Regions from separate parts of the Homo sapiens genome. Here region 2 is linked to region 1. Evidence: chromatin contacts called from ENCODE Hi-C or POLR2A ChIA-PET data. All regions are on one chromosome and are shown on one strand. The core of a region is the stretch at or near the end of the contact, and the rest is flanking DNA. Distances in the headings are between cores, read along the strand shown. Region 1 has its middle 14 kb from the start of LINC01993. Region 2 has its middle 23 kb from the start of LINC01993.

Evidence for each region. A loop is a pair of places that touch in the nucleus more often than their neighbours do. ChIA-PET counts read pairs that join two places held with the same protein, here RNA polymerase II (POLR2A). Pooled maps may share reads with other maps.
Region 2: a map of PC-3 shows a loop between it and region 1 (12-fold over the local background). The contact joins two enhancer-like sites. A Hi-C loop is called at or near these places in 7 of 168 maps with a recorded cell type or tissue (CD4-positive, alpha-beta T cell, CD4-positive, alpha-beta memory T cell, CD8-positive, alpha-beta T cell and 2 more), 6 of 37 single-sample maps with no recorded cell type and 17 of 50 pooled maps. POLR2A ChIA-PET finds 5 or more read pairs at or near these places in 13 of 52 experiments (AG04449, CD4-positive, alpha-beta T cell, CD8-positive, alpha-beta T cell and 10 more).

The regions. Positions count from the first base shown.
Region 1 is chr17:78,289,408-78,296,466 of GRCh38, reverse strand. No RefSeq gene overlaps it. Among named protein-coding and RNA genes, the nearest start is that of LINC01993, 14 kb to the right of the region's middle. RefSeq lists a silencer at 4,467-4,736. Within about 2 kb of position 1,515, at least 2 of the 41 ENCODE cell types and tissues checked have a DNase peak (open chromatin) inside an H3K27ac peak, as active enhancers do.
Region 2 is chr17:78,252,648-78,258,957 of GRCh38, reverse strand. It overlaps the pseudogene THA1P. Among named protein-coding and RNA genes, the nearest start is that of LINC01993, 23 kb to the left of the region's middle. RefSeq lists silencers at 155-204, 4,599-4,748, enhancers at 1-292, 615-934, 4,299-4,568, 4,119-4,836, 4,837-5,555 and 1 more and cis regulatory regions at 1-443, 1,943-2,401. Within about 2 kb of position 4,362, at least 31 of the 41 ENCODE cell types and tissues checked have a DNase peak (open chromatin) inside an H3K27ac peak, as active enhancers do.

The DNA.
Region 1 (7,059 bases), core at 266-2,765:
GGTTGCGGTGAGGCGAGATTGTGCCCCTGCACTCCAGCCTGGGCAACAGAGTGAGACTGTCTCAAAAAAAGAGGCTCCACCCAAGAAGCCAGAGGGACCCCCAGAGGGAGGTTTCCATGCCAGCAGAGGTGGGGTGGCAGAGGGCAGTGCTTGGGTGGTGCAGCTTGCTGGGTGCTAAGAAGACCTCCCTGCCTGGCTCCAGGCCCGGCTCAGAGCCCACCTTCTCCTCCAGGTGGTAGCTCCTCTTCACCTCTCCCTTTTCTGTGTCACTTGAATATTTTAATGCCTGGGGGAGGTTTTGTGCTTTCCAAGGAAGACTTAGTGACTTGAATTTGAATTGAGTCAAGGCTGGCCACGGTGGCTCATACCTGTAATCCCAGCACTTTGGGAGGCCGAGGTGGGAGGATTGCTGGAGCCCAGGAGTTTGAGACCAGCCTGGACAAAATAGTAAGACCCTATCGACAAAAAAAAGAATTGAAAATTATCTGGGTGTGGTGGTGCGTGCCTGTAGTCCCAGCTACTTGGGAGGCTGAGGTGGGAGGATTGCTTGAGCCCAGGAGTTTGAGATTAGCCTGGACAATTTAGTGAGACCTCTCACTAAGTCATCTCGCTAAAAATTTTTTTTAAAAAATTAGTCGGGCATGGTGGCATGCACCTGTAGTCTAAGCACTTTGAGAGACTGAGGTAGGAGGATTGCTTGAGCCTGGGAGGTTGAGGCTGCAGTGAGCCATGATTACAGCACTGCACTCCAGCCTGGGCAACAGAGTCTAGTCTCAAAAAAAAAAAGAGTCAATATATCAAGTGTAAAAGTTGTCAATATTAAAACCTACCTTTACTTAGACCTTGCATTCCAAAATCCAACAAGTTTTAGCATTCTCTTTATAAATCTAATTTTAATATGAAAACACAATCACTTTCACTTGGGCTATGCTCAATTAACTCATACATTTAACACACTGATTACTTCTTATGCATTTAACCACACTGACCTTTTTTTCTTTTTTTTTGAGACGGAGTCTTGCTATGTTGCCCAGGCTGGAGTGCAGTGGCGTGATCTCGGCTCACTGCAACCTCCGCCTCCTGGGTTCACGCCATTCTCTTGCCTCAGCCTCCCGAGTAGCTGGGACTACAGGTGCCCACCACCACGCCGGCTAATTTTTTGTATTTTTGGTTGAGACGGGGTTTACACTGTGTTAGCCAGGATGGTCTCGATCTCCTGACCTCGTGATCCGCCCGCCTCGGCCTCCCAAAGTGCTGGGATTACAGGTGTGAGCCACCGCGCCCGGCCTCACACTGACCTTCTTAAATAACACAAGAGCCTCGGGAGTACAGATCTAAAATCACACCTTCGATGCTGCTGGAGTCTCCGAAGCACCTGGCCAGGCCGCCTACAAATCAGCATGTGAATTCTTCCAGAACGCGTAGGCAGCTCCTGTAAATTGAGGAAATCAGACTCGTAAAGGCTGTGACTCAGGTTCTCCTCATCATCTCGAACACCATCAAAACAACAATAGAGACACAGAGCAGCATTCACTTCGCGGATGGTTGCAACATAGGAAAAGCAACCACTCACCAGGGCTTTCTTGGATTTCTTGCAAATTACCGTACTCTCTCCGCCCAGGGGTCACCAGCCAGGGCTGCTAAGCACCTAAGATCGCGGGGAGGGTGTTGGCCTGGGATTCCCGGCCAGGATGCAGGACTAGCCTTAGTTCTGGGATATTCTCCCGACTTTAAGGAGGGAGGCCTCTTCCTGTGGTCAGTGGCCATGGCCTGTGAGCCTGGACTTGCGGCCAGGGTAGGATCAACACACAATTCCCCCTTCACCACCATGTCACATGCCCCCAGGCATTGCAGCCGCCAGGGTCTGGGGTCCTCACTCTCGCTTTCCCAGCTGCATCCCACCAGCAACCACAATTGGCCTTGGCGTGTACTCTTCATCCAGACTGCAGCTGCCTCCCTACAGTACTCTGGGGAGTCTGCCCTGCTCTTCATGGTCACACTCTCCACCTGCCTCACTCACCACCGTTCACGGTCATTTATTGGCCCTCCAGGCATGTCCTGGGGACCTCTCAAGCCCTCCCTTGAAACGCTTAACCCATCGGGTTAGGGCCAAGCAGGAGGGGCTTGTGTGGATTTGAAGACCCTCTGGACCAGGGATTCCAGCGATAAGCATAAAGGAACAGGCCTGAAGGCCAGGGTTTGGAGTGCTGTTTTCCTGGGCAGTGATAGCCCAGAATACCAGGGGTCAGGACTTGGGGCACACTGAGTTTGAGCATGACTGACCCTCGGAGGCACTGCCTCATCAGAGACTCACTCAACTAGCCAGGCCCTCCTGCACGGGGAGGGGCCCTGTCCTCTGCAGACTCTCCCTCATGGTCACAAGACACCCTTGGGCAGGCCCAGGCCATGTGCCTCTAGGTCCCAATGCAACAGAAAGGGAACTACTTGGCCGGGTGCAGTGGCTCACGCCCGTAATCACAGCACATTGGCAGGCCTAGGTGGGTGGATCAGCGGAGGTCAGGGGTTCAAGACCAGCCTGGCCAACATGGTGAAACCCCATCTCTACTAAAAATACAAAAATTAGCTGGGTGTAGGCCGGGCACGGTGGCTCACGCCTGTAATCCCAGCACTTTGGGAGGCCGAGGAGGGCAGATCACGAGCTCAGGAGATCGAGACCATCCTGGCCAACATGGTGAAACCCCATCTCTACTAAAAATACTAAAAAATTAGCCAGGCGTGGTGGCGGGCGCCTGTAGTCCCAGCTACTCGGGAGGCTGAGGCTGGAGAATGGCGTGAACCCGGGAGGTGGAGCTTGCAGTGAGCCGAGATTGTGCCACTGCACTCCAGCCTGGGGGACAGAGCCAGACTCCGTCTCAAAAAAAAAAAAAAAAAATTAGCTGGGCGTGGTGGTGTGCGCCTGTAATTGCAGCTACTTGGGAGGCTGAGGCTGGAGAATCACTTGAACCTGGGAGGCGGAGGTTGCAGTGAGCCAAGGTCGTGCCACTGCACTCCAGCCTGGGTGACAAAGCAAGACTCCATCTCAAAAAAAAAAGGAACTACTTGTAGGTAAAGCAACTGAAACCTATTTATAGGGCCATCTGACCCGGGTTGGGACATGTATCCTATATCGTTATAACCAAGGGGGTGAGAGAGTCAGACTGGCTTAGACCAATGAAGGCTCATCCCTGGGGTAAAGTGGATGGTGGAGAAGAAAGTGACAAAAGTTCACTATGAGAGGTGATCTGAATGAGCCCCAAAGTCTATGATTAGAAGCCAAGAGCATGGGGCCAGTCACGGTGGCTCACGCCTGAAATCCCAGCACTTTGGGAGGCCGAGGTGGGTGGATCACTTGAGCCCAGGAGTTCGAGATCAGCCTCGGCAACATGGCAAAACTTCATCTCTACACAAAATACAAGCCAGGCATGGTGGCATGCACCTGTGGTCCCAGTTAGTTGGGAGGTTGAGGTAGGAGGATCACCTGAGCCCAGAAGGTTGAGGTTGTAGTGAGCTGTGATCGTGCCACTGCACTCCAGCCTGAGCGACAGAGTGAGACTTTGTCTCAAAAAAAAAAAAAAAAAAAAAAAGGCAGCCTGGAGGACAGCTGCAGCAGCACCGTGCATCTGTATCCTGGGTGTTTAATAACTGATTGTTGAGGAAGGAAGGAAGGAAGCTGGACACAGAGAGGCAGGTATCCAGCTCTCGCTTCTGGGAGGTTGGTGGAGATGGGCACAGAGCCCAGGGCACCCGGCCAAATCAGGGGCAGGTCCAGCTAGGAGGGTCCCTTCTGAGAGCAGCGGTCCAAGCTCGCTCCTCCCTGGGAGCAAGAAGCCTGGTCAGAAACAGAGACTGAAGCAGGAGGTGAGTCCATGTGAGGCCGTGGCTTGGACACCAACCTGAGATGTTGGAGACATGGAGTGAGGCCCCATGGAGAGGGCAGATGAGGAGGGTGGATTAGGGCTGATCTTGGGAGCTGTTGCCCCCATATCCCTTTGACATTCGCCTTGGCAAACTTTGTAGGCCCGGAGGAGAGTTCTCAAAACACAGTGAGTGTGACCTGAGGGACACAGCCGGACTGGGCTGCAGGTGGGTGGATCCGAGGTGGATGAGACCAGCCCCTGTTGTGTCCTATGCTTAGATCTCGGGGCACTCTTGGGCGGTCTGTAACTGGCAACAGTGTCGCCCCCACGCAGGGAAAGCCGAGTGGGACCCAGGGTGGTCCTTGGGGAGCCCTCCACCCAGGCTCCAGCTCCGGCCTGCCCGCTGGCCAGGACATTACCTGTTCCCAGAACGCCATCTGCCCCAGAGGCCATTCACCCTGGCGGCAGGCTGGGCCAGAAAGCAAGTGCCCAGCCCCAGAGCCAAGAGTGAGGCATGAACGATGCCAGCAGAATGCCACACGTCCTCAACTCGGGCTGCCTGAAGCACAGATACTGTGGCTCCCCTGAGTTGGCCCTTTGACCATGGAGTCCACCGTCCCCAAGGAGGTGCTGGGGACAGAGGCATCGGCTCGGCAGCGTGAGGGTTTCTGTTTGCAGACAGGACGGTGCAACACACAGGTGAGGCTCACACGAGTTTGCCCTGGAGACCCCGCCTGCCTCAGAGAACTGGGGGTGTGGAGAGGCCCAGAAAGCTTCACAGATGTGGGGCTGACCAGCCTGGGGGAGAACCCTGTCTCGGGGGATCCCCACTAGCAATCCAGAGTGGACTGGGTGTGGGCTGAGAGGGGCCACTGCTATGACTGGGAAGCTTGGAGGTCTTCAACTGTCAGTCCCATTTTAGGAGGAGCAACTGACCCAGGGGCTGACTGAGTGTGTGCCCAAGAGAGGAGGGTCTGCCTGTCCGCATTGAGGAAGGCGCCTGCTGATGGGTGTCAGGGGTGCGTCGAGCCCACTCTGCCCGCTCTGTCTCCAGGGACCCTCCCTGCTGCTCTTCAGTCTCCTTCCTCGCTGGGGGCAGATCATGCGGGGCACGGCGCAGGAGGAGAAACTGCAGGGCAGCCGGGCACCATGGCTCACGCCTGTAATCCCTGCACTTTGGGAGGCTGAGGTGGGCGGATCACCTGAGGTCAGGAGTTTGAGACCAGCCTGGCCAACATGGTGAAACCCCATCTCTACTAAAAATACAAAAATTAGCTGGGCGTGGTGGTGGGCGCCTGTAATCCCAGCTACTTGGGAGGCTGAGGCAGGAGAATCACTTGAGCCCAGGAGATGGAGGCTGCAGTGAGCCAAGATCATGCCATTGCACTCCAGCCTGGGCAACAAAAGCGAGACTCCATCTCAAAAAAAAAAGAAAGAAAGAAAAAGAAACTGCAGGGCAGGCCCAGCTGTGACACTGGCAGGGCCCAGTGCAAAATGAAGATGCAGGGCTCCTTGTTAAAAAATCACTAAGAATTTCGAAATGGTGACGGAGATCATTAAACCCAGCACAGCGTGCTCTGAGCATGGGGACCAGTGCACCTCCATAGGTCACACACCCCTGGAGCTGGCCCTGCAGCAGGGAGATTAAGGGGAGTCCGCAGTGAGGTGGCATCTTATCTTTCTAATGGGCATCTTAGGCGCACACACAGTACATACAAAGGCCCTGTGGCCGCATGCCAAGGCTCCTGAGGAGGCCCTGAAGTCTGCCTCCCTCTGCATACAGTGAACCATTAAACCTCTAAACAACCAGAGAAATAGGTGTCATTAGTCCCATCTTACAGAGGAGAAAGCGGGGCTCAGGGAGGTGGAGGGACTTTCCCAAGGACACTCAGCAGGCAGGCGGCAGAGCTGGAACCCAGAGCCAGCCCAGCGGGCTCCAAAGGCTGGCTTGGGCACACTGGCCATACCACAAGGCAGCTCCTTGTCCCAGCAGGCAGGGCTCCTTTGTGCTGTGGAGCCCAGGCCCCAGCCCCCACTCCCTGGGTTCAAATCTCAGCTCTGGAAGTGACTCAGCCTCTCTGAGCCTCAGTTTCTTCCTCTGTAAAGTGGATATTGTATTCATAGGTCCTCCTTTGATAGGATTGCTTCTCGTGATACACGCAGGATGCGAAGAACAGTAGCAGGCACGGAAAAGGCCCCAAATAACATCTTCCATGGATGCCACTGTGGCCTCGCTCGCTGTTCTTCCTGCCGCTGCCGCCCAGCCTGCAGGTCTCTCCCACTTTGGGTAAATAACCCTTCCCCACCTTTGGCAAGCCGGGCCACCTGGCAGTACGTGCAGGGCTCAGGTCACTGCCCACACCCACCCGTGCATGCCCAGGTAGGACACACACACTCTCTCTCACACACACTTACACTCGCACTTACACACACAACACACACACTCATTCACACTTACACTCAACACACAAACACACTCGCACTCACACACAAAACACACACACACTCATTCACACACTCACACTCAACACACACACGCCACTCACACACACACAAAACACATACTCACACACACACATACACTCACACACACTGACACCCCTTAGCCTGGTGTCTTGAGCCAAGTACGAGGCTGCGAAGGTCTCCCTCTAGCGGCCCAGAAAGAGTAGATGCTCACTCAGGCCTGACTTAACTCACTGGAGGAAGCCGCGGGAACTCCTCTGCCCTGGGCTGCAGCCGGATCCTAAGAAGTTCCCGTCCTGGCTGGGGGGTTGGGCATGGTGGCTCACACCTGTAATCCCAGCACTTTGGGAGGCCGAGGCAGGCGGATCATCTGAGGTCGGGAGTTTGAGACCAGCCTGACCAACGTGGAGAAACCCCGTCTCTACTAAAAATACAAAATTAGCTGGGCTTGGTGGTGCACGCCTGTAATCCCAACTACTAGGGAGACTGAGGCAGAAGAATCGCTTGAACCCTGGAAGCAGAGGTTGCAGTAAGCCAAGATCGCACCACTGCACTCCAGCCTGGGCGACAAAAGCGAAACTCCATCTCAAAAAAAAAAAAAAAAAATAGAATCCCAGGTCCCGGCCATGCCTAGACACCCGCCTTCTGTCCCTTCATTCATCTGAGCAGCAGGAGCTGAACACTTGTCAGCAGCAGCCCAGCCCAGAGGCTAGAATCAGAGCCAGTCCCACGTCCAGGA
Region 2 (6,310 bases), core at 3,113-5,612, 40 kb after region 1:
CTATCGGGGCTGGGCTTAGGCTAGGGCGCTATAGATCCTGCAGGCTCAGGGCCAAGAGGATGGGATGGAAAGGACATTTCCCCCCCCCCACCCCCCCCACCTGTTTACCAGGACCCAGGGCCGCTATCTCCAGCTGCGATCTGCTGCCTCCCTTTATCTCAGCGGGGCCAGCCCTGGGTTCCCAGCAGCAGCCTCCCCGGCGCGCACTTCCTGCCAGCAGCCCAGCGTTACAGGAATCCGCACACTGAACTCAGCATGTGAGTGTGTGCCCACACCCCAGCGCCTGCGCCTGGGCGGGTGCCAGGGAGCCGGGGGCGCCGTGAAAGGCAGCCCACCTGGGGCTTATGTCGCAAGGCCCCCTCCAGCCAGCCCAGTGGCCTCCCACTGCTCAGGGGAGCCGCAAATCTCTCAAGAAGGCCAGGGAGGGGGCTGTCTTCAGGACCCCCAGACCTGACTCTGAGAGGCTGAGGCCAGGCCAGCCCCTGTTCCTCTGGAATCCTCGCCATGTCCTTCTGCACAGGGGTCTCACACCCTGGGGGGTGTGCACACTTCTGCCTGGGGGGTCCCAGGGGCAGGGGATGGCGAACCACATGTCCCTCCATTGTCAGTCACCTGGCTGGTGTTTACTGAGTCCTGTGGTCCTGGCACTGGGCTAGGCATGCAGGACACACCAAAGGAGGAGGGCGTCTGGGCCCTGCAGGCACAGGGCATCAGCCACACGGAGAAGTCAGAGGAGTAAACAGGCAGCTGTGACCCGTGCGCAGTGGGAAGAAAAGGTGCTATAGGCAGCACAGGAGGAGGGCTACCTCCATCCCCCACTGGGCTGGGCCAGGAGGGCTTCATGGAGAATGAGGCGTCTCAGCTAAGATCTGAAGACTTAGAAGGTGGTGACCAGGGATGCGTGCCGACGGTTGGGGGTTTTCCAGACAGAATGCAGGTGCAGAGGTCTCGGGGTGAAAGAGAGGCCAGCGCATTCGGGAACAGAAGTGTTGCAAGCCAGAGTGTGGGGCGGGGAGGCGTCTGGGAGGCAGAAGGGCTGGATCCCACAGAGGCCAGGGAGGAAGCCCCGCCGAGGGGCCCCACTGCACCCACGGACAGAGGAGCTCAGAAGTTTGGGAAGGGCTGGGCTGCAGGGGTCAGTCCTGGGGGGCAGGGGCTCAGGAGAGAAGGGAGCAGCTGGCATGTGGGGGTGGGGCCAGCCTGCGTTGGGGCAGGAGATGACCCCAGGACCTCCAGTGATGGTGACCCTTCTAGTGAGAATGTCAAGAAGAACTGCAGAGAGGGGAGGGAAGAGGGTCAGTGCTGGGACAGGGGTGGGGGCAAGTAGAGTTGGCTCCACAGAGGGCTTTGGGCTTCTCATCCCAGCCTGGGAACTGCGGCCCGTCCCCAGCTTACCAGCAAGACAACTCAGATCTCAGTTGCAGCCAGGGTCACACACACACACGTGCGCACACACACATGCACACACACACACACACCCATGTACACACGCATGCACACACACACATGTAGGAGCCCAGACAACCCCCCAGAGGCCAAGCTGGGGTCATGGGGTCCACCTGCCACAGGCCTCACTGCACCTTTCCGTGTGAGAGCCCACCCTTCTTGCTCCTCCACACTGTCAGACCCCACTGGGACAAGGCAGGGCTGGCCCAGGTGACCCGGGGACTAGATAGGAGGACCCAGAAGAAGGAAACTGTTCTGCCCCAGGTTCCCCCAGGGAGAGGCCACCTATCTGGGGAGACAGCTCTGATTTGGGAGAAAGGGAGAAAGGCCCTGTTGGGTGACCAGCTGTGCCTCTCGGGCAGGGTCCTCGGGCCTCTGTGACCCCAGCCTCCCTGCCCATCCTTCCACTGCAAAGCCGCTGGGACCATTGGCAGGGAAGCTGCAGAGGGCAGGCTTTGCAGACTGCGAAGCTTGGCAAACAGGAGGCCATTCTGTGATTCTGCCATAGCTCGAGGGGCCGGGGGTCCATTTGTTTGTCCCCCTTCTCCCCTGAGCGCTGCTATCCCTGCCCCCAGTCCCTGCCCCGCCAGACCACCTCCTTTCCTTCCCACAGAGGCCTCCGTTCCCCGCCCCCTACTTCCCAGCAGAAGGTCTGGAGCCAGACAATGAGATAAGGGGCTTGTTTTCTAAGGGCAGGAATTTGGTGCAGATTGTGGGTCAGGCCCAGAAGGGCTCTGGGGAGGGGAAGGCAGCAAGCCTGTCCATCACATGGGTGTCCTTGGGACCACTGACCCTGCGGGTACTTACAATTCCCACCAAGCTGAAGGAAGAGAGATGGAGAGCCCCTGAGAGGTCATCAGGCCCCGGATGTAGCTTTTGGGCTCCATCCCCACCCCTGCTCACTTCCCCAGCCACGCTGGCCCTCAGGGCCACAAACGCAGCAGCTCCTCTCTACCCAGAGGCTTCACCCCTGCTATCCCTCTGTCCAAAGTCGGCTCCATCTTCGAAGCTCAGCCTAATCACTGCTTCCTCCAAAAAGCCTGCCCTGCTGCCTGGACTGGGACTGTTAGAGCTGCTTCCTCGCTGCCATCCTCTCACGGCCAGCATCTTGTCCCCCACCCCTGGGACCTGAGCTCTGGAGGGCAGGCCACCTCTGCTCGCCCTAAGTCCCCAGGCCTGACCTGGAGCTGGCCTGTGGTAAAGGCCTGGCCATGACTGATCTAGGATGGGTGTCCTCCTCACCAAGGGCCACCCTCACCAGACGCTTGGCCCAGCAGCTGTGGCCCCTCCTGGATCTTTCTCCTATGGGGGACAGAAAGAGGAAGAGGAGCCGCTGAGTGGCAATGGGTGCCTGTGCTCCCTGTGTGGGGGAAGGGCACCCCACAGTCTAGACTGTGTCAGAGTTCACCCCAAAGCCCCCGGGCCCTCAGAGTTCCAAGCTGGGATCAGTAACGACAATGATAATAACAGCCACAGCTGGGCAGGTCGTGATGGCTCACGCCTGTAATCCCAGCACTTTGTGGGGCTGAGGGAGAATCACTTGGGCTCAGGAGCTTGAGACCAGCCTGAGCAACACAGCAAGACCTTGTCTCTACGAAAAACACAGAAAGATTAGCCAGGCATAGTAGCACTTGCCTGTAGTCCCAACTACTTGGGAGGCTGAGGTGGGAGGTTCACCCAAGCCCAGGAAGTCAAGAATGCACTGAGCTGTAATCACACCACTGCACTCCAGCTTGGGGGATAGAGTGAGACCCTGTCTTAAAAAATTAAAAAACAGCCACAGTGGGGTGACCACCCTGAGCTTACAGCAAGCCAGGCATTGGGGTCAGCACCAAACACATATCCAGTCACTGAATGCTCACAACAGCCCAATCTGCAGTTGAGGAAACCGAGGCACAAAGAAGCTACATGGCTTGTCCAAGGCCACACAGCTGGCTTGAACTTCAGCACCACCCTGCCCCCATGGAGGCAGTCCACCCAGGGGCAGGGGCCTATGGAGGAGGGGCTCCCCACGCATTCTTTTAGCGGTCTCCCCTTAGACTGGAACCCGGCTGGAGACATAGCCCTGTCCCCCAGCCTGGCACCTGGACACCTGGACACTGCCTGGCGCACCGAACTTGCTCAACAAATCAATACTGAAGATGGTAAACGAGGGAAGCTGTGTTTTAGGGGCAGCATGAAACAGTGATTTAGGGCTGCCCTCTGGAGACAGCGGTACCCCGCCCGGACCAATTCCTACCCAAGTGGCCTCCAGCTGTCCGTTAGCTCCGCGTCTCCTGTTCCCCATCTGCAAGACAGGGATAGCAATAGTGCTTGTCTCCTAGAGTCGTTGGGAGGTTTAACTGAGCTAACATTTGCAAAGGGCCTGGGGCAGAGCCTGGCACATGGCAAGTGCCACATGAGCGTCTGTGTTATAAAAGCTCGCCCAGGGCTGGGTGCAGTGGCTCACGCCTGTAATCCCAGCAATTTGGGAGGTCAAGTCGGGTGGATCACCTGAGGTCAAGAGTTCGAGACCAGCCAGGCCAACATGGTGAAAACTCCTCTCTACTAAAAATACAAAAAAAAAAAAAAATTAGCTGGGCGTGGTGGCGCGCGCCTGTAATCCCAGCTACTCGGGAGGCTGAGACAGGAGAATTGCTTGTACCTGTGAGGCGGAGGTTGCAGTGAGTCAAGATCGCGTCACTGCACTCCAGCCTGGGCGACAAAGCGAGACTCTGTCACACACACACACACACACACACACACACACACACACACACACACTCGCTCGGCCTCGGTTTCTCCTTCAATGAGCAGAACCTTCTGCTTCAGCATCACGGGCTCGCTGGTTCTCCGCCGCGACGCAGCCCGTACTACAACTCCCAGCGTGCCACGGGGCCCGTTCGCAGACGCTCGCGCACGCCCGCCGCGAGGGAGCGCGAACTACAACTCCCAGCGTGCCACGGGGCTCGCTCCCTGGACCCCCGGCCCAGGGCGGCTGCTTCCCAGCTCTAGGAATTCTGGCCGCACCGACCACGTCGCTCTCGCCGCCTTCGCTGGGGAGTAGAGGAGTCAGCAGCTCCCGCCGGGGTGGGGAGTCGGGCGCTGCCCGCGCCATGCTCCGCAGACTGGCCCGAGCGGCGGCCCCGGTACATGGGGCGCTCCGGGCGGGGTGTGGGAGCGCGGGGGTCGCAGCCTACGTGGTGGGCCTGCGCAGCGACAAGGTGACCAGGCCCGGGCCGGCCATGAGGTGCGTCATGGCCGAGGCGGTCGTGGGGGACGACGACTACGGCGAAGACCGGCGTGCAGGCCGGGGGTCGTGGAGGCGGCAGCGGAGCGCTGTCCGTGATGGTCTGGGACGCAGGGGAAGTGGCTCCCTTGGCGCTTAAAACCCATTTATGCCTAGTGTTCCATTATTGGAACGCTAAGCATCTGGGAGGTATTTATGTCCTACTGCTCAAGGTCATCGCCAAGGTCTGATGGCAAAAATTCAAAAAATTGCAACCTCCGACATAAATGGGTGTAATGAACACCTGCCACAGGATAGGCTTGCCGTCTGCGTGCGTGCTGCTGTTACCTGAAAGTTAGAAATGCAGATTCCGGCCGGGCGCAGTGGCTCAAGCCTGTAATCCTAGCATTTTGAGAGGCCAAGGCAGGCGGATCACGAGGTCAGGAGTTCGAGACCAGCCTGGCCAACATGATGAAACCCCATCTCTACTAAAAATACAAAAATTATCTGGGCGTGGTGGTGGGCACCCGTAATCCCAGCTTCTCAGGAGGCTGAGGCAGGAGAATCACTTGAACCCGGGAGGCAGAGGTTGCAGTGAGCTGAGATCGTCCCACTGCATTCCAGCCTGGGCGACAAGAGCGAGACTCCATCTCAAAAAAAAAAAAATAAAAATAAAAATAAATAAATAAAAGAAATGCAGATTCACATGGCCTGCCGAGAAGAACCTGCATTTCTATAGGCTCACCAGGTGGTTGTGTGTGTCCTGCATTGTCACCCAGCTGCCCCCTGAGATGGGTGATGTCCAGTCTTGCAGAGGAGGGTTCTGAGATGTGGAGGGAGGCGCTCCAGGCCCCATACTTAGTAAATGGCAGAACCAAGGTTTGAACCCGGGTCTTCTGACTCTGAAACCCACAACTGTTCTCCTGCACTGCCTTCCCCCACAGAAGGCAAATGGAAAATAGATGTAGAAAGGGGCAGGTTCTACAGGCTGCACCTCGCAAGGAGTGGGTTCTAATAACCTAGGGAGTGTCTCCAGGGTACAGCGACCCCCAGCCCCAGCCCTGGGTTGTGAGTTGCCATAGTGAACCACTTTGACTGTTGGGGTGTGCACACCCCTCAGCTAGGCCAGGACAAGCCATGGGGTCACCAGTTGAATCCCGAGGGCCCGTCTGCTAAGGGGTTAAGGGATGGCTGGGGCTAAGCATGTATCCAGCTGCTGCCCAGCGTTGCTGGAGATGCTGATCTCCATGCTCCCAGGCAGCCTCACATGTCAACAAGTCACTGCCGCTCAAGGAGAGGCTGGGGAGGCGCTTGAGTTGATGGGAGTCTAGAGAGGGTGCCCTGGGAAGCAGAGGATGGGGCGAGGCTGTGGCTCACGGGGAAGGGGGCTTCACAGAGGAGCCCTCCTGCAGGCTGAGTGGAAGCATCCCAGGCAGGGAAGGGAGCGCCGGCTCACAGGGCAGGGGTCTTCAGGAGCAGAAGCAGACTGGTGAGAAAGGTCTTCAGGGCGCAGGTGGGGATGTGGCAGGTGTGGAGAGTGCAGGAGGCTCTGAGGAGGGGGGGCAGAGGCCAGGTCACTCCAGCCCTGAGTGTCATGCTAAGGACTTGATGCCACAGTTGGGGGGACCACAGTGGGCTTTACAGCAAGAGCGGGAG